Regions from separate parts of the Homo sapiens genome. Here regions 2 and 3 are each linked to region 1. A link is an interaction called in ENCODE POLR2A ChIA-PET data of the cell type or tissue named here. Cell type or tissue: CD4-positive, alpha-beta T cell. All regions are shown on one strand. Region 1 overlaps RORA (RAR related orphan receptor A). Region 2 overlaps RORA (RAR related orphan receptor A). Region 3 overlaps RORA (RAR related orphan receptor A).

Region 1 (8,000 bases):
AAGTGGTGGGACCCTCATTCATTCAGTCAACCCACACCAGCCTTTCTTAAACACCTGCTATGGCTCATGTATGCCTCCAGGTACTCAAAATTAGAAAGTGAGCAAGACCCACTCTTTTCTTAAGGAGCTCGCCCTCCAGAGACACAGTACTCAGATATGGGAGCTCCTATTAAACCGGCCACAGCATCAGAGAAGATGGGGCCAATATTCAAGAAGTTCCCTAAGACTAGGTAGGACACAGCATCGGAGTCCTAAAGTCAAACAATAGGGAAAGCTACTGAGTCCGAGCAGGAAGCAATGGGCTTCTGTCCCATCAGGAGACCTGGAGAGCCCGAACACCTGGATAAAACACAAGGAGCCGCTCCACATTCAAAGTGTATGGGTTCAAATCTTGGTTCTACCACATACTAGCATATTACATAAGCTCTCTGTGCTTCGTTTTCCTTTACTATGATAGGGATAATAATTGTAACAATCTCAAAAGATTATTATAAAGAATAAACAAGAAAATACATGTAAAGTGCTTGGAACAGTACTCAACACATAGGAGCCCTCAATGAAAGTTACCTGTGATAATAAGAATTACCATCCTTGTTATCATTGTTAGTGATCTAGCAGGGTAATTGTATTTATCCTTTAAGAATTTAGACCCCTTTATTTCCCAAGAGGATTTGAGGTGGCTTATAATACCACATAGAGTATCCAAGATAAAAATTCATGAATAAATCCGGGTGGAAAGAAAACAAAGGTAGGAATCATAACATGAAGCCAGAGGTAAAGTCAGTATACAGATTGCACACTATCAGATTTGGTACATTTGCTAAGCCTTAAGGGAATTAACATCTTTACCTCAAGCACTTAGTTTCTCTAAGATAAGGTCAAGGGCTACAGTGTTGACCGTGCCACACAGATCCATCTTGTCTCTGGTGCACTGAAGAAACCTCTACACAACTGCACATACTCCAAACTTTTTCCTTTCTCTCACCCTCCTTGTGGATTGAGAGCTTGCCTTGGTCCTTCTTGTAGCCTCCAAGCCCCAAGAGCAAGATCTTGCATGTAGTAAGCACTCAATAAATACTTCTTGATTTGTTATTTGAATAGATGAATAAATGGATGTGTGGATGGCAGGATGGATGGATGGAGTTGTGTGTACTCCTGGCTAGAGTCCTAACTGTGACTCTGATAAAGTCTCATGAGTTTATTCCATATTTGTTTTAGTGTGAAAACCTCCAGGGAGGATTATTTGCAGATAATCTATTGTTTATTTTATTTAGGGGGATTTGATGTTTCAAATCATTACACTGAGAAAGTACTCAACTAGTTTAACTTAGTTTCTCCTTTGCTTTTTCCCTGCGCCTTATGTGCCCTGAGGGGAATAATTTTCAAAAAAAAAAGTAATTTTCCACAAATTTTCAAAGAACATGGCCATTTTATGTGAGTGGGGGGGGGAATGGTTTTGATAGGATCACATTTGTCAATCTCAACCAGTTTTGAGATGATAAACAGTCTATTTTTCTCTTTCAGCAAACCTTTTTCAACCTATATGCGCATCGAAACTAAGGGTAGCTGCTATTGCTAAAATAAAACTTTATATGTTAAGCCATTTATTTATGTATAATGGTTAGCCTTTTTATAAAATCTAGTTTTGACAATATCTTTCTTGGATAAGGAGTCCCTATGTATCATTTAAATAATACATAAAATTCTTATGTATTTTTATAATTATTGAAAATAAGTGAAGTTCAACTGTCTGCACACCCTTGAAAATCTCAGCAGCCTAAGGACAGATCATCCAGAGAGCTGGGGTTTCTTGCAAGCTAGTTTTTTTCTATCTTTGCAGAGATCTGGTAAGAAGTTAAACTCAAGGGTCAGTGGCAACATGCTCACCTGCAGGATTACTTTGGCTGCCTGACTCACTGCACCCTGACCACTTCTCTGGGAAATAGACTTGGTGTTTGTGAGACGTGGAGAGGGAAGGATGAGAAATGGGAAGGAGGGTCTTCACATCTTGTGTTAGAAATGTTCATCAGAATGACAGGGTCTCCACTGGCCAAGGTTGTGGTCCTCCTTTCCAGTATTTTTCTTGGATGACTACAGGACAAGACTGGCCAGGAATAAGCAGAGTCCAGCCTTGTTTGTGAGATCTGGCACGGAGCACAGATCAGGGCAACAAGAAAGCAAGTCCAGGGAAGTCAGCTGAACCAGAGAAGAGCAGGTGGACATGATGTCCTTAGGTGGGACTCTTGATTGTTCTGAAAGACAGCTTTCTGCTGGTGTCAGCAGCCTGTTGCATGTGGGTGATCCACGTCCCTCAGGGGCTAATCAGAGCCAGAGGAAGGTCAGAGAGCTGCACGTAAGTCCTCTACACAAATAAGGCAGAACAGAAACACTCTGTTTATTTGTACATATGTAAAGATAAAAGTTCTAAGAAATAGTGCAGTGAGTGATGGGGGAAGGGTGCTGCTATTTTAGCTGCACCTTAATTTGTGGGGTTATCTTTGTGATTTTATTTCCTCTTCAGTTTCACTCACTGGAACACAAGCTCAGTTCTTTAATGACATATAGAGAATTTTATGTACTTATGTGAATGATGTACCATATGTTGACAACACATGGAAGTCTTCTTGAAATTCAGAACATAAGAAAATAAATAACAAACTGAAAGGGAAGAGAATGGAGTTAAGGGAGAAAAGGGCAGGAATCAATAATGATAATGTGAACTGATGTTATTTCTTTGATAGGTTTTCAGTAGAAAAGGTATTGGTATAGTTTCAGTAATTGTGATCATTTAGACTCTGGCTGGGCTAAATCTGTGACAAAATGATTTGCTAAGCAAATGAATACAGGCATAGTTTGTTTAAACAATTGATGTGTTTCTAAAGGGTTGGTTGCACGCCGTCTAGGGCGAGTCCTTGAGTAAAATGAGTCACCATCCAGTAAGGAATGGCCCTGAAAGAGACAGACTTGGTCTGAGGAGCAGGCACCTCTTACTAGAGATGACCCTCTGCAGAAATAATCTTTGCTCAAATTGCAAAGTGTTTTACTTTTTGTTTTCATAAAGAAGACTGAGCCCTGATTTTATCTGTTTTAGAAAAGCTCCATATATAAATGTTTCCTATATCTGGTTTGTGCAAAATAGCCTTGTGTATTGAAGGTGTAAATAAGTTTTCCAGCCATTATTTTTTCTTACTAGAAGAGAAACTTGTTTACTAGCAGTTAAGAAATAGCTATTTACCAAGTTCTTTGAGGGTACCCAGGTCTGCCTGCCCCACGGCACTTCATACTGTGAATTCCACATAGCAGTACTCAACAAATCTGGTCTGTATGAGTAAATAAATATATACTTAAATAATGTGCATGAGAAAACATAAATAAGAATATTATTGTAATGGAAGCCCAGCCTTGGTCTCCTCAGGGAGGTGCTTGGCTATTGTGGTTTCAATTTCCTCTTATCTATTTGTGACTTAGAACATACACTAGGCAAATTTATTTGTCTAGCTCTTGAGACCATGTGTAAAATAACAAAACTGTTTTCTGATCACTCTGATTTTTTGTTAATTTGGACTGCTCTCCCCGCCCGGCAATTGGTGCAGCTTAATGAGGTCATTTTTGTGGATCCACCGATCTCTCTGCGAGATGTTTAGTCAAAGAACCCACGGCCTCTGTTTCTCTCTTCTGCCCCTGACTCATTCCATGACCTTTAAAACGAAGGCATCGTTACCCCAGGAAAGGAGGTTGTATTGATTGCACTTGAGAACTGAGGTTTCTGTGTTTCTCTGTTTGTTTGATTGATGGTGGATGATGCAGGGAAAACAGTGTGCGGGGAGACTCTCAGGTGTGGGGGCAGGAAGTAGTAAGTTCGAGAGTACCACAAAGTTCTCCAGGCTGAACCGAGAGCTGGCTGGGGGTTTTGGTTACATTGTGCTTGAAAGCCCTAGGAAGCCCCCAGTCGAAATATGGCAAATTCAAATGCAAGGAAAGCTGAAGAAGTCATACCCACAAACTCTGGGAAATTACAGCCGCCCGTTATTAGTCATTCTTACGGGCAATAGAGAGTGTTGTTTTAAAAAATTCAAATCTGGTGCTATGAACAAAGACCTGTTCTTTCCTGGACCAGATAATCACTGCCAGGATCGATTCGAGAAATTAATAGGAGGCCTTGTCCTGTGCTGCCGGCAACTTTGTTTCTTGTCAAGTGCAGCCCTGCACACAGGTGTCCCTAAGTTCCTGGGGAACCATCAGCACCCAGAATACCACAACACGTCCTTATTTACACACAAATACTGAGTTCCTGAGGCAAGAGGGAAGGGCGTGACCATGAATGGAAGTAGCCACCAATGAGGATGGTTAAATGTACCCTTGATAAAAGGTGACTGGGTTCGTTCCAGTATTTTTATTGGACAGTCTGGGTTTTTCAATGGTTAACTTAGATTATGTTAGCTATCGTCTGCCTCTTTCTGCTCGCATTAAACTTTACAACCCAAATAGGACTCTCGCATGCCGTCTTGCCGTCAGGGCGAGGACTACATCTTGTGGGGTGAATGGAGGCATCAGGCTAGCTCCCGTATCACAGCCCATGTATTCAGGTGTGTTAGGCCTTAAGGGACTCAAGAGACCTTCATGGGTGTGAGATGCTGATCCTATGTCACAGAAGAAGCACCTAGGGCAGGTCATGGCCTAGTGTTTACAGTAACACACAGCAGTATGAGAAACTCGATTTTAGGCTCCTGCTTCCTGTTTAGTGCTTCTTCCGTCTTCAAAATGCCGCCTCTTTCTATTTTATGACAAAGACTGGAAAAGGAACAATAAAGGCTGGGAGGTGGGGCTTTGTAGACTTGAAATACCTCTCTAGCCAGGTGGTATATTTTGCATTGCTGAAAGGCAACACTGCAATGTAGCTACGCCCCGTATATTTAGAGCAAGCTAGCTTCTTCTGAAGCACACAACATGTTTACCTGTGAACCTCCACCCCCATCCCAAAATCAATTTTTCCGGTACCCAAGCACCTCCACCAACCCTTGAAGTAGGAGTCTGCAAGGTGAATTTCCTAACAAGCTGACTTTTCAAAGGTTTTTCAGCTCTCAAAAACATGAAAGCTGTGTTTAAAAATTTAAGGGTCTGATATGTACCAGTTCTGTGGAGCAGCAGCAGGACGTAGCTTTTTGCAGTGCCATGATTCCCCAAACCCCAACTCTTTAAATTAAGATGTTTATGACAGCTGCTTGTGCTTAAAGGAATGCACATAAGATTGGCCATTAATTACTGCTCTCGGGTTTTTGCACCTATTCTCTGCATTTCACGGCAAGAGTCAGTATTGTTGTGTAAACTATTTTTAGTGCTTTTTAAGAAACCCTATATTTTGTGGTTTTGGATTTTTAATCTTTTATTGTGAAAATTTCCAAAAATACTCAAGTTGAGAGAAAGTGCAGTGCTCCAGTGAACCCATCATTCAGCTTCAATGACCATCAACATTTTACCATCGTTGTTTCACTTACCCCTCCTGCTAACACACACACACACATTTTTTTATTTTGCCGAAGTATTTTAATGAAAATCTCAGACATCATGTCATCTCAACACTAAATACTTCACTGTATATATTTTTAAATATGTTTATATAACTATAATGCCATGATCAAACCAAAAGAAAATTAATAATTCTTTAATGTTATATAATATTGAGTCCATATTCAAATTTACAGTTGATTTGATCAAGTAAAGACCCAAACAGTTTTCATCAGGCCTTTTGCATCTTTAACTAGAAATGCCACACACACACACACCCCCCCCACACACACACACAAAGCTGATTGATTATCTTTTTAAAGAGCTCAAGGCCAGTCCTTGAACTCTGACCTCTACACCTCACTTTCAGAACGGCACGGGAGCCTGTACTAACCAGAAACTTTGCCTAGGTAGTAATACAGAGCTCTGTGTCAATTGTGGAAATCCTTCACCTTTTAGAATTATTTTCTTGTGGTAAATATTTGTACAATTCCTTTTGATTTTCATCAGTGAAAGGCACAGGGTCTTGATGTGCCTTTGAGAGATCCTTTTCCACATATTAATGACTTCCTCATCTGCTTCCTGCCAAGTTTTGTACTTTGGGTTAGAAAGAGGTCAAGACATGGATGGTTAGATGAATTCCTTGTTACCCGAGCTTTGTGTATTAATTTCTCACTACTCCACTCTGGCTCTAGTTAGTCTTTTAAAGTCAGTTTGCAACATGGTGACAATTTTGACAGGAAAGTCAAATTTAGCTAACAACCGTTATTCAATCGAATGTGATTAAACCACAGACGGATACCTTTCATTCATTTAGCCAGAAAACCTTCTTATAGAGTGTTTTTTCTATTCAATTTGTAAATCTAACGTTTTTTCATTTACCGGACTCATTTTTAAAAGTGAGGAGTGACCATTTTCTAAGTGAATGTCTTTAACTCTCTGCTGTCACCTTCACTTTGAATTCCCCAACAAGAAAACCACCTTTAGAATGTTGGCAGGTGTGGTGTTTGCTTCTGAATGCAGCATCAGGGATGAGATGGGAAACTTGAGCATTCTAGCACGATCCTTCTACCAGTAACTGATGAACTTAGAAGAATAAAAACTCTGCCCAGTGATGTCCAGACCATCATTTCTTTTGCCTATATGTTGAACTAATTTTATTATGCCAACTGTACCATAGTGACATAACTTTGCTGTTACGAAGGTCCTATCCGTAGAACACCAAATCTTAGAATGAAAATGCAATGTGCCTGTAATCCCAGTGCGAGGCCAAGGTGGGTGGATCACTTGAGGTCGGGAGTTCGAGACTAGCCTGGCCAACATGGTGAAACCCTGTCTCTACTAAAAATACAAAAATTAGCTGGCATGGTGCTGCATGCCTGTAATTCCAGCTACTCAGGAGGCTGAGGCAGGACAATCGCTTGAACCCTGAGGGTGGAGGTTGCAGTGAGCAGAGTTCACATCTTTGCATTCCAGCCTGGGTGACAGAACAAGACAATGTCTCAAAAAAAAAAAAAAAAAAAAAGAGAAAAAGAAAAAAGAAAGAAGAAGATGTGACCTTATTAATCAATTATCCAGAGTTTTTCTACCTAAACTCTAGCTAATCTGGGAGCTGGTTGCATTTGGAGATTTCATCTGTATTTTTTATTTATTGTCTGGCACATAATAGGGGCTCAGTAAAATGTGTTAGTTAATTAATGACAATGCCAAATATACCAATTTAGGAGTGATGACAGAAGACAAAAAAACATGATAAAGGTTTTATAACTTACTGCCAAGAAAGGAAGATTGTACCTTGCCTTCTAACTGCCAGTGCCATAGGACTTTTATTACATGCTATAGGTATTACAAGCTATGCCCTCAAGTCTTTCCTGCTGGGACCATGGATGAAGAACTGACTTGGGGCATGATACTTGAAAAGAAAGAGAAGAGGGTGCTGCTGTTTGTTGAATGGTTGCGTACAAGGCACTGTTCTGGGTGCTGTACATTCTCTCATTTATCTACCATAACAAGCTCAGGGGTGGATTTCCACTTTGGGAAAAATTCTCAGAAACTGAGTTTTCCCTCTGCATACATACCACCACAACAATAATCAACACAGAAGACTTCTGTGACCACATGCGTGGGAGTTTTTCCCACACACCAAGTAACAGACACCATCTGGGTACCCTTCCATTCAATTCTAACACTGTTTACCTGGAGATATTGTCAGATCCCACAGGTTGAAGGCTCAGTTCCCACAACTGCCCCCCATGCTTTCAGACACGAGTTGCAAGTCCAGGCCTCCAGAACGTCTGGCCAACCAGCTTTAAGTTGAGGGTCCCACCACCCTCTCTTTGGGTTCAATTAATTTGCTGAAGTAGTCTAAAGAACTCAGGAAAACATGTTTACCAGTTTATTATAGAGGATATTGCAAAGGATACAGATGAGGAGATGTTTAGGGTTAAGTATGGGGGAAGGGGAACGGAGCTTCCATGCCCTCCCTGGGGCACCAT
Region 2 (8,000 bases), 67 kb before region 1:
GCCGAGGATTGGGCAGATTTTGTACATAGATTTTGCAGCTTGCTGCCTCTGCAGTTCCCACCTTTCCAGAATTTCTCCCCTTATGTTCTTGTTCCTTTTCTGACTTATTTCTCTGACAGTTCAAGCTATCCAGAGCTGAAAGCTAACTTGGGAGTGCTCCCAGACAAAACCCCACAAATTCATAAATTTTACTTGGTGAAGGTTCATGTTTCAGGGGACAGACTCCCTTCCAGTTCCTGTTGGACTTTTGACTGCATTCCATTGCCTTGAAAATGGTTTTTAAAAATTATTGTGTGTAGATAACTTAACTGTTATCTGTAAGGGGTTAGTAGATTATGACCAAAAGCCAATAGCCCTTACATTTATATTTAGATATTTCAAAACACTTTGTCTCCGTTAACACAGCTCTGGGAGGCAGAACTAATATTATCAAGTCTATATCACAGATGAGATGACCTAGGGAAGTTAAGTGACTTGCCCAAGTAGTAACTGAATCAGGCCTGAACTCAGAGCCCATGACATCAGCCTGGGCTCGTTCTACAATCAGTTTTATGTACGTTTGATTCTAAAAGAGCCAGACTTTTTGATACCAAAGCATCTATTGCATTTTCTTCCCAATAAACACCACCAAACAAGCAAAAGACAATGAAACAATAGACAGTCCTGGATTTTGAAGCTTTTTGGGGGGGCAATGGGGGGGCGTTTCTAGGGCCTCTGAAGGTCATAGACATTTCTGAAGAGAAAAACGTTACCATGATGGTGTTGAAAGGAAAATACCTGTGGTAACCCTGGAACCATCTGGTACCTACAAGCCCCAGCATGCATAATTGTGAAATTGAAGCTAGGCCAGAAGTTTTCTTCATGAGAAGCCATATATAACCAGGACAAGAGCGCTGTGCATTACATATCCAGGAGCTACCTCTTGAAATTCTTAACATAGCAAAGCAGAATACTCAGCCAGCATTGGCCCCTGTGGTAGGAGAAGGTCTTCAGCTCCTCTCCTTCATGGGGGACTCAGTTGAAAACATCTGCAGGTTGAAAGTCACACAAAGACGAGGAATGTTCTCAAACTGGTGGCTTGCCTAGGCACTTTAAAATATGTATACAGCCTTCTTACTCATCAGGTTCTAGACTTGCAGTTTCCATTCTCTGTCAGTCCCCAGTCTTCCTGAGGCCATGGTGCCACACCATGTTAAAGTCACATCCCAGCTTCTTGAAGGAAATACAGCTTTCCACTAGCCTCTCCATCAGCGCTCACCCAATTAATTCTCCTGGTGCACTTCCCTTCAACATCAACATTTGTAGTTGAGTTAAGGTTTCTCAAAGTGTAGTCTTCGAAAACCTGCACCAAGATTGTGAGTGGACACATTTAAAATACAAATTCTCAGGCTCCACTCCAATTATACAGACATGAGAAATTCGACTCTCTGGTTTGCAGGTCAGAGAATCTGCCATGGAATAAGTGAGTCAGGTGATTTAGATGCTCACAAAAGTGGAAGAACCACTGGTCTGGGTGAAATTATGAGTGCTAAGACCTCTAAAGTCTAAAGACTTAACCTGTGTGAGCCACTTGTCTTTTCACTTGGGGTATTGCTTCTTTTTCTCTTGGGTCATAGGTTCTCAGATGGAGGAAGGTGAGTCTTGGAAATCAATTCTGGCTTCAACACTTATCGGTTGTATCATCTATAGGCTGCTGTGCTGCTTAGAGGAGAATATCCTTCCCAAAGTTATTTGGCTGTGCCTATCACAGACTGGGCACCCCAAAGTAGTTCCTTTTTCTTTATTCATTTAATTCATGCTGCCTATATTTATTGAATGCTTGTTACAAGCAAGGAATTGCACTCAAGAGACCAGAAGTAGACCCACTTCAAAGCTGATAAAACTTAAACTTCAGGACCCTTCATTTGCACCGGCCTCTCCTAAAGCCCTGAGAATGCCCCTAGTAATTTATTTTCATGGTTATAGGTTTCTGTAATATTTGCAAAAGTTAGATATTTTACAATTCTTTCTTCTTAAAGAAAATCCCCTAACTTGCTTAAACTTCAGCTGCCCCAAACCTAGATCTGTCCCTGAAAGAGCTCACAACAAGTGGGATAAAGAAACATACATATAGATTATCAAGAAACGGTATGGATAGTCGGTGCAATGCAGACCCAGTGCTGGGAATTCTGGCAACACATTTGTAAGGAAGCAGGGTGTCCAGGGAAGTCTTCCTGGAAGAGGTGGTGCTTGAGTTTGGCCATGGAATAGAAGGAAGACTCTTCTAGAGAAACAGCTTGAGCAAAGTTACAGAAGCAAGATATATTAAGTGTTTGTGTATGTGATTAAAATACTTTGCTGTTTGAGGGCATTTTCCTTCGGGCTGGGATGGCCTCTGATGCCAGGATGAAGAGAGTCCTTTTCCAGGGAGCAGTATGGACTGTGGGGCTGTGTTCCTTGGGAACACCTGATCCTTGGGATCCTGGCCTCAGCTGGCTCCTCTGTTTGGCCTTTGGGAGGCCTACTGGTGACAACATCAATAATTGTTCTTCAAGGAAAAATCACTCTTCTATTCCTTGCTTCTTCTCCCATAGCCCTCCAACCCTTCTTTACTGTCAGCCTTGCAAATCAATATTTCATTTTGAAGAGCCTTGTTTGATGCCAGTTCTGCTTATTTGCTTCGCAGCCACTGTGGGTAACGCTTTGTAGGTCTGTCAGTATGTAAATTAAACCAAGCATAGATAGCTTTGTGTTGCTTAATGTTCAGCTGATAAAAATTAATGTGGTGTGAAATGAGCATTTTATCTGACTGCAGATACAGTGACGGAGTTAATTAGACAGGCAGAGAGAAAATGTTATTAAGCGGGACAGGGGCTTTCTCATGGAAGGGGGCTCTGACCCTCAGACAGCAGGTTTGGATGGGCCGTGGGTGTGGCTGAGGTACCTGGGCTGAGGCCAGCTTGGAGCAATGAGGCAGGGAGGGTGCCTTCTTTAAGCAATCAGCCCCGTGGTGCTGATGACTGTGTGGATCCTGCCTGGGGAGGAAAGGAGGGAGGCACAGGCCAAGCTAGGCCAGGCACTTCCAGCTCACTGCAAAATGCATGCGTCAGCATTTGCTGAGGCGGCTTCTTCTTGGTGCAGCAACACCGTGATTAGTAGAGAAAGGAGTTTCGTTCTTAAGCAAGAAAAAGAAAGATGATAGGTCAAGCACACGTCACATAGCAGTCAATCGAGGGGAGTTTGGAACCCTTAACTTCCCACTAAAATGTCTTGAGCTGTGCGTTCCTGGCCTTTGCACACACTGTTCCCTCTAATGGGAAAGCATTCCCCACCCCACCAGCCATGAACTTAGCACATTCTATTGCAATCATCTGTCTCCCCACTCGACTGTGTGCTCCTTGAGGTCAGAGATGTGTCTTGTGCATCATCAGGGACCCTGGTGCAACAACATGTTCTTCATAAATGTCAGTGGAGTGGATGAATGCACATGATGCTCACTCAGCCCGGAAATTTCAGCCTACCCCTGCTTTCAGCATCCTTCCTGTCTCGGCTCAAATGTCACATCCCCACCGAAGCTTCTTCTGCCTCTCAGACATGATCAGCTCCCCAGATAGATACTTTTCAGACACCTTGTACTTCTCCTTCATAGACCTCTCCAAGTTTGTGATTCACTATTTGTGTGCCTATCACTGCCACCAGACTTAGCTCCATGAGGGTAGGAACTGGGCTGTTTCACCCACTGCAGTATCCCCAGCAGCCACAAGGGTGCCCAGCACAATCAATACTTCTTAAGTATTTGTTGAATGTTAATACATGAATGAATGGTTTTTCTGATGCCTGATGAACTTCCACTCTTTCCTCAATGCCTTGTTTGGGGAAGGTTTCCTAGGCTCTTCCCACAGAGTTTCTCCTTCCCTGAAGTTCTCATAGCACCTTGTAGATTGCAGTGATAGGCTTGCCAAAAGGCAGCTGTAAATTTTGGGTTATATCCTCTCCTAGCCAATTAGGAAAGATCTCCTTGAAAGCAGTCAAGGTGCCTTATTCAGCTTTGCATTTTCAGTATCTCTCACAGGGCCTGGCCTTTATAAGTGCTCAGTATGGGTTGCAGAATTTGTAAGAACAATTGTATGTATCCCTTGGTTAGTTAAGCTGTATTTCTGTTAGATAAGCAAATTCTTAGCCCACTAACGTATGCTGTCCCCACTCCACCCCTTGCAGAGGAACACTCAGAAAAGATGACTGGTTGTGGCCATCCCTCCACCTTGACCGCAGTTGCAGGGGAAATGTTGTGAAGAAATGCCACAGTTAGTGGCTCCTTCGTGATTGCTGCTAGCATTCGAGGCGGGTACAACCTTTCCAAACAAACAAGAAAGGGACTGTTGCATTGTTGAATCGCGTGCATGCCTGCCACATCTGTCCCTCAGCCAGCCCAGCATCCTTGAGCTCGCAGGCTTGGTGGCAGCTGCTTGAGCAGTAACAGGGCCTTCTGTTCTGTTGGCCCCATGGCGCTCCCCAGCATTTCTCTTGAGTTTTCCTGTTAGATCTCTTTCCATGGACTACACCTTTGCAGCATTAAATGACTTGCTGTAGATTTGCTTATTAACCTCTCTGTTTCTCATTTGTAAAATGGGATGACATTCTCAGAGCTATAGACTGAAAGTCTTAGGTATCTTCACAAAACACTGACAAGATTCCACTCACACACCACCCCATGGTTCCTGAGACACTGACCCTGAGAAAAGCCATGGTTCTCACTCTGTGATCATTCGTCTGCTCCACACCTCCGCTGGGAAGGTTGCTAAATGCCTATCACGAGCTGAGACTCCAGAAAGACTTTACCTGCACTCGCACAGCTGTTGCTGAGTGAGGTGTGGATCCAGTCGGGTGAGCATCAGGGAGGGAGGAGGCCTCCTGTTTGTTTGCCAGTCCCAGGCAAGACAGGGCCCAAGGACCACTGGAGGAATGACAGACCTCAGGGCAGATGGGCAGTGTGTTTTGCAGCAGGATCTGGCCCTTTGCTCCTTTCCCCTGGGTCTCTGTGCATCACGAAGCTGCTCAGTAGCCCTATTTCAGGGAGGCCACGTGATCCACTGTCAACCCTGGCTGGCCCTGGTGGCAGAAGGTTGGTGTCCTTTAGCTCTCTAGAGTAGCCCCATCTCTGTCTTCCCACCTGCCTGGACTGTGCCCCCAACTTGGCCCAGCCCACTCCTGCTGTGCAAGGTGCATCTCACAAAGAGAGTAGCTTCCATCGTGTTTCTCTAGCGAGGCTCAAGACTCTTTGTAGAGTTGGTTAAGGAGGTGGATACTTTTAGGTAAAAGGTATTAGTAATATTTATCTTTTTGAGGCATTTTTGTTTCTGTTATCTTGTTTTATCCCCTGACCTTTCAACAAGGAGCACACTGATATTGTCACCATTTGATCAATGGGGAAATGGAGGGACAGATGTATTTAGTGGCTTGTCCAAGGTAGAACATCCTATCCAGAGCACTCCTGTACACTGATACAGCCCAACTCTCAACCGTAGTGATGTCGTGTATGTATAAACATGACATCTACAGCTGATGAAGCCCCCAGAGGCCTGGAACCATGTCTTTTGGCGTATTCCACAGGGTTCCTTGCAAAGGCAAGTCTTTAATAAAAGATTTTGGTGAAGTTATTTGTCAGGGATCCATTCATTCCATTCATTTAGTGCCTAACAAATAGTTATACTGAGTACCAACCTTGTGAGGTGCCAGAGATGAGATGGAGAACAGAGACACAGGCCCTGTTGTGCGGAGCATACAGTCTTCTGCAGGAGACAGAGCTTGTCAGATTGCCACCAAATCAATGTAAAACAACAACAGTGACAAACGCAATGAAGGATTTGTCCCCTGGAAATACTTTAGCCTCAATATGGAGGGGAGGAATGCTTCCCCGAGGAAGCGATGATCGGAAACATGAATAGGACTGAACCAGACAAAGGGAGTGTGATATGCAAAGGTCCTGTGGATAGAGGAAGGATTATGTATTTGAGGAACTGGGTGAAGGCTACCGAGGCTGCAGCCCTGAAACGTGAGGAAGCATGATGTGAGATGTAGCTAGCTGGAGGGACAGACGAGAGACCTGACTTGAGCTTCCTGAGCTACTGCTTGCAGAACACCTGACATTTCCTTGTGCCACATTCATTTGTAGATGAATCTGTTCAAAAGAATGCATGAGATTGTCCTGGCAGTTACAACTCTCTCTTTTCCTTTTTATGCCTCACTTACTAGCAATTAAAATTGAGATCCCTTCTCTGTTTACCTATTCATTTATTTAAAATGTTTATCACTGGAAAGGGGATGCTGAAAGTTTCTCCTTCTTTGTTTCCATCAGTGACCTCAGGAAGAAAGTTTCAAACCCACACAAGTCTGCCTCCTGGTAGACCATCTGAGGGCATGGATCAAGCCTGTTAGAAAGATGCTCACTGATGTTTACTTTTCGAGTGCATGAAACCAGACACTGAAACTGTTCATTAAAAATTCCTATGTTCACAGACAAAGAAAAATCATTTCAGAAGCTCTGTAATGAATGTACAAGTGGGTACAGGTTATCTTGTCAAACACAATAATCGTGAGTAAATGCAAACGGATGCTGCTTGTATTTGATTTTGTCTTTAATTGAAGCATGCTGACAGCTGCCTCTGGACTTCCACATCCTTGGGTTGGGGGATCTGGCTTTTTGCTTTGTAATTTCCTCTCGCCAGGGCTGGGACAGGGGTGACATCTAAATATGAGAAGCATCTGGTCAGGGAATAAAATGGAGAGAAATGAATGAAATTAACATGTATGTATAGGCACTTTCACATGACCCTTCACACAAGGACACAGCTAGGATACTGGTGAAGGGCATAGGCGACATTTCTACTTTATAGAGGTTAGGTTGGTTTTCTACTTTAAAGAAAAGAAATTAGTATGAGAGAGAGTCACTGCTCAAGTCATACAGCTGTTAAATAGCAGAACCAGGATGCTAATTAGGTCTTCTGAACCAACACTGAAAGCTTTCTCTTCAATTTTACAGCTGTTCTTTGCATTTCACCCATATTGTACATCCAACTATGGATTCAGTCTAACAACAGTACACTCAGTGCTGGGCTAGTCACCAGAAACAGAAGGGTGAATCAGGCAGTGGTTCCTGGGCAAAGATGCTCACAGCCAGGTAGGGTAGACAGACAGACACAGTGATGGAATCAAAGCTCTATAATGGTTGTGCAGCACAGTTTGAAATGCCAGCAGGACCAGAACTTTTTGCCACACAGTTTGGAGTGACCCAATTGGAATGTCCAGAATCTCCATCTCCCCCATTGAATGGAAGATCCAAGGTTAATGTGCTTAATGAAGCAGTATGATTTCAGTAACATTTGGGGAGGCCAATACAGGGTCCCTATATTTTACTGCAAAGGAATAACATGAACAACAACAACAACAAAATAACTCCATCTATTTTTTGTCATCTTTCCCCTAAAAAGTGGACTTTGGGGACTGAAAAAATAGAAAGGACATTATCTTAGAGTAAGGAATAATTCTCTCCTTTGAATATATTTAGCTTCGTGGAAACTTATTATGTTATCCTTATTTTCCCCAGTTAGATACAGACCAGTGAGAACCAAAGCATGGGCCTGCCCATACTGTTTACTGACCAGCATGTGGAAGCCGTTGATGTAAAGGAGGGATGGCTCCCCTAGGTTTGACCAGAAATCATTGTGTTAAACTAATTGTGGGAATGGTTTATTATCATGCGTACAAATTCTCTTCTTTGCCAGTCTTGAAAAGATGATTAGCCACATGGATCTGGGTTTCCTTCATTTCAGGGTGGCTAACAGACAGGTTGTTGATCTGAAAGGTTCTGAAACCCTGGCATTTAAAGTTTTCTCAGGCCCTTACTGGAGGTACTTCCAGGACCTGAATGGATGTGAGCTCATGTGGCTAGTATGAGGAGAGTGGGGCCCCATTTTAGCACCTTTCAAAGTCATCCCATGTGGGAAAATGGAAGAGGTCCTCTG
Region 3 (8,000 bases), 70 kb after region 1:
CTACTTGCCTAGTTGCATAGCAAGGGAGAAGTGGGATGGGTTTCTGTTTGCTTGCTTGCTTGCCTGCTTTGTTTTGAATGCTTTATTCTAGTCATGCAGTTTCAGTGCAAACAAATGTGTAAAGTGAAATATGGGAAAAATGTTTGTTAAATTCAAATTGTGTCAAGGTCAAAAATAAATCGGCCTCTTCTAAAACTCTACCTTGAAAACAGTTCAGTGTACCATGGAACATTTTAGGGTACAAATCAAAACAGTTGCATTACCCCTGTCTCAGGATGAGAAGATTGGAATCTTCATTTGCAAAGAGAAGAAATAAGACTTCTCTGTCCTTAGCCGGTGAGAAGCTTTGGTCAACAAGTCTTTATTCAGCAGCTCCTTTGACTAAAATGACAGGCATGCTAAATCCCAGCTATCTAAAGAGGCGGCCTTCACGGGAGAAGAAGAGAAGCTGCTTCTTCATGTAAAGTGTTGGCTGCAAAGGTCAGGGTCTCCTGATAGAATCCTTGCTCCTGTTGAGATTTTAATTGACCCTAAAGCTGTTTGTAGTTTTGGACACTCAAAAGATGAAAAACATGATACCCTAGGGTATCTGAAACACAAATCATAACATTAGGCAAATAAGACAGCCAACATGGAGAAGGAAGAATTTGGCCACTATTTGTAGGAAATATGATATCAGAGTAAAAAAAAAATGAGACAAGGTGGCTGAAACAGGGCTTGAGAGGCAGACACAGTCGGACTCTGAGCTGAGAAAGCCTCTGAAAGTAGACAGTGCCATGAAAAGTCCATTACCATGGGCTCAACTTCCATCACAACCACCTACAAGTAATGTGGCTGTGGGCAGGTTATTTAATCTTTTTGAGTCTTATCCGTAAAAGTAAGATAATAATATCTGGCCGAATAAATAACATGTTGGTATAAGTATGTGCTTCCTCCATGCCTGGCCAATCAACATGCAGTCATTCATAGCAGTCACTTTGTGATGAGGGTGAGGACGGGAGCCCTAGGCTTAGCCCTCCCATCACTCCTTGTTGTACGAGTGCACTTTGTCTTCTGTGGTTTCCCTTGATATTCACTTTGGCCAAACAGAAGACACTGGTTTGTACTTCTGATTTGCTTCATGACCTGAACATGTTCAAATACGCACACACACACACACACACACACACACACACGCATGCACCTGTACACATTATGCCAAAGGACGACCTTGTATCTGTGGCTCATATGTGGCAGCCAGTTTTCCCAGCAAACTCAAGCACTCTAATAAGGGTTTGGGCTTTGCCCAATCAGTTGAGATTTGTCTGCAGGCTCATAGGTCATTCCCCCTAGCAAGCTAAAAAAATCACTTTCAAAGTGGTTCATAACCTGTAGAAACGAAAGCCCACAGCGTAACATCTCAGGTAAAAAATCCAGTGTCACTCAGATCACGCTTACGGGCTGAAGTCTGGTGATTATGAAGTGAACTCTGTTGTTGCAAACCTGTGTGAGCATCAAAGCCTGTCATCACTTTTATTGGCAGGTGCCATGGGCTCAGACAGCAAGAGGGCAGGATGGGAAAGTGCCACTGAGCTAGTCAAACAGAGAAACAATGGAGAGGAAGAGAGCAAGCACCAGCATTGAGCATTTTGATTTTTCTAAAAATGGACCTATTTGTATAGCGGGAACTAATTAAAACTTACGGCCATGTGGTTTGTGTTAAATGTTAAGTGTTTCAAAATGGTTAAATGTGTTCTGTGCACTTGATGGAAATGGGATTCTCTACCAACTAATTGAGGGAAGGGGGAAAACATGGAAGGGATTAGTTTTCTAGAAGGAAAATGAAAATGAAAAAATATGATGCCAATTTACTTTTCTTCCGCATAGGGGATTTGAGAAGATTTATCTTAGCTTTTCTGGAAGGACACATATGCAAATCATAGAACCATGGAATTTCAAGATTAGAAATCCTTTGCAGTGGCCAGTCTAAACTCCTGTCTATTCTCGGGATCTACCACCCTGCATCCGGCTTATGCGCAAAACCTGTCACAGAGAATATTCACTTCTTCATTTCTTTTCAAGGCAGCCCATTCTATTTTCGAGCCAATCTGGCTTTTAGAAAGTTCTTCTGTCTACTAAGTAGGCAATCTGTTTTTTTACAGTCTCTACCCATTGGCCCTACTTATGCCTTTCTTATGCTTTTAATTATCTTTAATAATTTCACAGTTGGAAAAATGAGCTAAGTTGGGTTAAGTAACTTGTGCATTATTACATAGCTACTAAATAGCAGGGCGAGGATTTAAATCAAGGTCTGCCAGAACTGCACGTCTCTTGTTCTTTCCATATGTCACCCAACCTTTCACTCTAGAGGAAAAAAAAAAAAAGGCAGTCTGCTACCTAGCACAGAGGACACCTAACAGGAAGTGAAGGAGAGGTTGAGATCAGAGGCGGGAAGGGAGAATTGGTGAGTGGAGTGATGGAACAAGGTAAAAGGACACCCCTCTTTGATCAGGGCTACACTTTCTTAAGCCAGGCCCCTGTGGTTATCTCAGTGTAGCTCACATCCAGCTATTGACAGCTTTCCACCTGGTGACATGCTTAACGGCCCATGAAATTCTAGCCCTCAGGGCTCAAGCCTGATATTTATGGTTCCCCACATAAACCTAAAGTGGATTGTAAATTTATCTCTCTCAGATTTAGGTGGCTAAAGTGGCTGTTCAAAACTCTGCAAGGGAGAGTGGCCTTTATGGACATGTTGTACTAACTTTTAAAAAGACTGGGGCTGAAGGAGGGTGCAGAAAGCTGTGTGGTTTGTGGGAATGCTCCCAGAAGCCCCCTGGAGTGGAAGCCTTTTTGGTATTGATGTTATGGGGGAAGGGCGGTTGGGTAAAGGGATGTAGCTTGATTTTGTTCCATAGAATAGTGGCATGTTTTGTGTAATCAAAAATCTGTTACAATGAAAAAACCATGAAGGTTTGCAAAGGAGCAATCAAGGGAAGCTGTTCAGCTTCGGCAGGAAACTTTTTCTAAGCTCCAGAGTATGCCAAGTGGATATTGACATAGCTAAGTATGTATGCAGCGGGACATATGTAAATAGGAATACTCTATGTTGAAATCTGGACAAACCTTACTGAGACCTTCTCCAGAGGCAAGCAACGTGTGGTATTTATATGAGATTTGATACATCTGGAAACAGCGGCTTTTTCATCTCTTGCTTCTCGGAGATGAACTTGCACCATATGCAGGGTGTCACTTAAATTTCACCGGCAAGTTCTGACATGTACGTTTAAGAGAAAACTTCCATATGTTTCCATGAAAGGATGGGGACATAGTAACAACCACCAAAGTGATAATATTTCCTCTGCCTCACATCCGCTCCCTAATCAAAACTGTTCAGTATTCTACTCCAAAAGTTTCTTCCTCTTTCCACCGCTGACAATATGCATTGTTAACGGAAGGGAGTGGTCAGGGGCTGTGTGGCGTATTGGAAGGGACTCGGACATTAGAGGCAAAAGGACCCGGGTTTGAATCTTAGCTTTTCTATGTATTTATTGTATAACTTTGGGCTTGTTTCTTAATCTCTAAACCTCAATTTCCTAATCCATCAAAAGGGGATTAAAAATACCAACCAAAACATGGTTATGAGGATAAATGGCACGAAGAATTGAAAACTAAATAGATTTATAAAACAAAAATATTGTTTGCAAAGGGTTGGCATAGTTCCTCCTTTATTCTGGAAGTTAATTTGCTTGGAAATTCAACCATGTACTAAATCTTCCTCCCTAGGGACCAACAGAAAATTGCAAACTCCTGAGTGGAAACCTTCACGAGGGCTCCGCAAATTGGTGCTCTCTTCTCCTGGTTTCATCCCGCAGGAAGAGACAGTCTCCCTATATGAATGTTCACACCATGAGAAACCTTTCTCACCCTCTCTCCGTGGAATTTCTCTCCCCAATTTTTGAGATATCCTCGACTCAAGGCCAAAGCAGTGGTTTGAAAGGTGTTTGGAAACCAATGTGAACCATCGTGCTTTCCCCTCCCCCACTCTGGGGGTGGGATTTTCAGGCCAACTTTTCTGAAGCTACTTGTGAGTTAACCTGAAGTTGGAATGCCCTCCTGAGGTCGAGGCATAAAAGCCAGCAGCGTAAATAGAAACTGAAGCTGAAATAACCATAAATGTTCTCGAACAACTTCAATAGAGAAAGCCTTGTTTGATCCTCTCTAAGCTTCCTGAAACCAAGCTGAATATTTGTTTGTTTTGTGGTAGCTCCACTTTTTTTTTTTTCCTCAGGCCTTTTAATGCATGGCTGTTGGTTTCTGTTTAAAAGGAAAATGCTTTTTCTCAGTAACGATGTTCACATTCTGAAGTTGGTGATACCCACTTCTAAAGGCCATTTTATTGTAAAGATAAAGTTCTGCTAAGTCTTAGGATGAAAAGATAAAGGATGTGGTCAGTTACCATGACTCGTGCTTACCTCCCAAAGTGTGTCATTTGGTGCACATACCTCAAAACGTGTGAACAGAAAGTTTCTAGGTTTATTTTTATACATGGAGATTTGATTCCACGGCAGAGGGAGGGTGTCAAGGTAAATGACTGTGCAAAAATGACAGAACTGCATTTTGAGCTTTCCGTTGCCAGAGATACAAAGGCCAAGTTAAGGTGAGTTTGCTATTCGATTGCTTTTTGAGGGGTCTATTGGTAATTACCACTGCTGTTTAATATTGCAATATTCATGGGACCTCAATGTTTACACAGCTCCATGGATGCTCAATCCAAATTAAACACGCCCAAGAACAACACAGGGAGAAAACACCTGGGGGCAAAGTGAGGGGCTGCAGTCACAAGTGATCAGATCTTTTGCAGAAGATAGCAGTAGAGGGGCCCTTCCTTTTGGCCTCCTTTCTGGCAAATGTGTTTCAACACCGTTAAACTACATATGATATTGGACTGATTAGCAACTCCTAACACAGAATGTTCTGACGTTAGAAGAGCTAGGAAGTGGCGTGTCAGGGCTGACATGCATGGCAGAGTTTTCAGATACACATACAGTGTTTTTTTCTACACCCTGCCTCCAAAATGTCAGTGTCCCTAGGTTTCTGTTTGTTGCAGAGCCCCTCAATATGTGTGTGGGAGGCAGCACTTGAAGCCAAAACAGTAATGGCCAGATCTTCTGTCTGCAGCCATGAACACAAGGAGAAAGTGCCAGGTGTCAGGAGCAAGAATCTTATATGCCGGGGATTTTTTTTTTTTTTCCTGGAAGCAACTGGAAACCAACTTAGTGACACTTAAGTCCTTCACCTGCTACATGACTTCAGCCAGTGTATGTGAGTCAGAGTGGTACCAAGAAGGGCCCTCATCTGAACAGCCACAAAAGTGACGGGCTATGGCTTGGAATGGGAATATTATACTGTGTTCAGAGTCACGGCAACTTGAACTTGGCAGCCTTATCGGCTTCTGAGATTATGAGTGCCCCACAGCCAAGAGCACCTGTGAGGAGAGTTGACTGTGGAGTGGGATATAGATTGAGAAACCTCTTTCATAGCTGACAATCCATGTAAACTCCTTTAATATGTGGATGGTTAAGTAGCAGTTTAAGTGTTGGAATTACCTGGCCCTGCTTTACCATCTTCTATATATTCAGTATAAGACACACTGGGAATTACTGAAAGCTTCCCTCTCCCCCCTCAAAAAGAGTGGATGGTGCTTAGAATTAAGAGGATGTTTCCAGGGTGTCTTTCGTTTCCATCATCAAAGCAGATAAAATTAACTCTATTAGAAACTGAGACCCCCTCCGTGAGGTATATTAGTCATAAGTTCTCTTTGCAAAAAGGCTAGTCTTCAGAGGATTGTTAAGATCAGATTTCATGACAGACATGTTTCAACATATTTGTACTTCTCTGAACATGCTACATTTGCTCTCATGTGTTGTGATTAGCTGGTTTCAGTGTTTAATCCATGGCATGTGGCATTTTTCTGTAGTAGTGTTTCTGTGGAAAACTTTATCCTAGGCTTGTGGAAGACCAGTTATAACGCTTTGGATAAAGTATGTCCAGCATTTCTAAAAGCTGCAGTTTCCTAAGAAAATGATCTACGGGCACCTAAGGTTAAAATCTTCAGAATTATTTTTTGTATTTTCTGAAAGTGATTTTTAAATGAAGTTGAGAAATGGTACTAACAATGCATCCAATATTGATATAATTAGAATATGCATCATACTCTACTAAAGCCAACCTTCTTTAATATGTTCATATATAAACATAAAGAGGTATGTGGTTTATTGTATATCCAATTTTTCATTTATCTGCACCTTCTTCAGGATCATATTTGGAAGGCACCTACGTGCTCACTTGCAAACAGAATGAGACACCGTCATGCTTTCTAAAGCGTGTTCTCTCCTGCCCTCCTCCTCCTCCCTCAGTCTGCCTTATATTAAGTTAGCCAATCGAAGTCAGCATTACAGCCTCCCCTTTGGCCTGTGTTCTCCATCCTCCTTATATAAGCCTTGGTGTCCCCACACCTCTTCACAGCCACCTGGTCCGGCAGCCTGTAATAGCTGTCTCACTCTTCCTCCTCCTCACCTGATGCCTGCGGCTGACCCAACTGCCTCTGGGGTGTGATCCCACAGATTCTGAAAACAGCTGCAGCAGGCTGAGGGTGGCTTCCTGGTCACGTTCATCCAGATACAGAGAAGGCTCTATATCAATAATGGGCATCCTCTGATGTGTACTTTTCTCTCAACAGTAAACACCTTATATGATGTTTTTCAGTATCTCCTGAGTATAAGGTGCTGGGCTCTTCTCTCTTTCTGAACAGTTCTGGTTCTTTAGTCCTAGTGCAGAGACAGCCTTTGTGATTAAAAGACAAAAAAATGTACTAGTAATAATAAGATTTTCCAAGGCAGTCACCCAGTCCTCTCTTCTGGTTTGTTTTTCTGTCTTTCCCTCACCTCCTCACTCCTGCCTTGGGACCAGTTGTGCTTTTGCTCAATTCATTCAGCAAACAATTAGCAACAAAGCTGCAGGCTCTGGCAGTGATCAAAACGCTGGCTGAATCTGCCAAGGTCTTCCAAGCACTTAGAAGAAAGGCCAGGATCCGCAAAGCCAGGCAGATTTCGGGTGTCACCTATGCAGGGCTTCATAAGTCTCTGTCTTTTCTGGCTCAGGGAACTACCCCATGGGGTCACTCACAAACGTGTATGCCTTCCCTCTGTCTTCTATCTGAGTGCGGCTTAAGGGTATAAGCACTAAGGAAAAAGCTTAAGCCATCACAGCATATCTGAGCATAAAGGAAAGATAGATAAAGTCCTTATACAAGAAAACTGAGGCCTAGAGTTGGCAAGCTATACCCAGAAAGTTAGCAGGAAGGGCCACAGAATGTACTCGAACAAAAGCAAGAATGACATGGCCCATTTCCCAGTCAATACCAAGTGAACCATTTTGGAATGAGAATAGCTAGTTACATCTCTTGCTAGACTCCTCTTCCAGGTCATAAACACCTCCTACCAACAGGTTACTGAGCCCAAAAATAAATATGGGAAATTTGCGTGTATGCTGCACTTTGTATTTTCTGCCTCCTTCTCAATCCTTAATTAAGCTCCGCAGCCACCCTGTGAAGCCGGTCATTATCACTGGGTGAGGAAACGGAGTCCCACAGGAGCTATGTGACTTGCCCAAGCATACGAGCCAGACAGGCTGGGCAGGGTGAGACTTTCCAGTTTCTGATGCCCACGCCCCATGTGCAATCCAGCCTCATCACCCTGGGTCTTGGTGCAGGGAGTAAATAAACAAATGGTCACATTGCTTTTACTTCTGGAGAGCAATGGGTTCTTATTCAAAATAGGAACAAGGGGCAAAACAAATGGCAAGTAGTAACAAAAGTATTGGGGGACAGTGGTGCCACCATTCGGGGGCTTGGAAGTCTGGTCTTTCTGAAGCAGTGCATTCACTTTTAAGTTTCTCTTTATTGTTCACATACCCGGGTTTTATTCAGCAAAAGTGACACATGTCTCACTAGGCAATGG

The links. Peaks named below come from ENCODE experiments on the same cell type or tissue, not always from the same donor. Only the 100,000 strongest peaks of a DNase experiment are listed, where the experiment ranks them.
Region 2: POLR2A ChIA-PET joins it to region 1 with 12 read pairs; 6 of 35 experiments call an interaction of 5 or more read pairs at or near these places.
Region 3: POLR2A ChIA-PET joins it to region 1 with 14 read pairs; 7 of 35 experiments call an interaction of 5 or more read pairs at or near these places.

Annotation. Positions count from the first base shown.
Region 1 is chr15:60,716,827-60,724,826 of GRCh38, reverse strand. All of the region lies in intron 1 of RORA (RAR related orphan receptor A), which reads left to right. Among named protein-coding and RNA genes, the nearest start is that of RORA-AS2, 39 kb to the right of the region's middle. RefSeq lists enhancers at 3,468-3,577, 3,608-3,697, 4,168-4,217, 4,258-4,307. In CD4-positive, alpha-beta T cell, no CTCF peak of the experiment used is centred here; DNase peaks (open chromatin) are centred at 3,856 and 4,516; H3K4me3 peaks cover 1,039 bases; H3K27ac peaks cover 4,117 bases.
Region 2 is chr15:60,783,664-60,791,663 of GRCh38, reverse strand. All of the region lies in intron 1 of RORA (RAR related orphan receptor A), which reads left to right. Among named protein-coding and RNA genes, the nearest start is that of RORA-AS4, 24 kb to the right of the region's middle. RefSeq lists enhancers at 2,472-2,972, 2,973-3,473. In CD4-positive, alpha-beta T cell, CTCF peaks have their summits at 3,566 and 3,768; DNase peaks (open chromatin) are centred at 3,083 and 3,713; H3K27ac peaks cover 1,492 bases.
Region 3 is chr15:60,646,474-60,654,473 of GRCh38, reverse strand. All of the region lies in intron 2 of RORA (RAR related orphan receptor A), which reads left to right. LOC105370846 (a long non-coding RNA gene) reads right to left here. Exons shown (of 5, transcript XR_007064663.1): 5 at 1-6,825. Among named protein-coding and RNA genes, the nearest start is that of RORA-AS2, 31 kb to the left of the region's middle. RefSeq lists a silencer at 2,438-2,527 and an enhancer at 3,832-4,333. In CD4-positive, alpha-beta T cell, no CTCF peak of the experiment used is centred here; a DNase peak (open chromatin) is centred at 4,393; H3K4me3 peaks cover 772 bases; H3K27ac peaks cover 935 bases.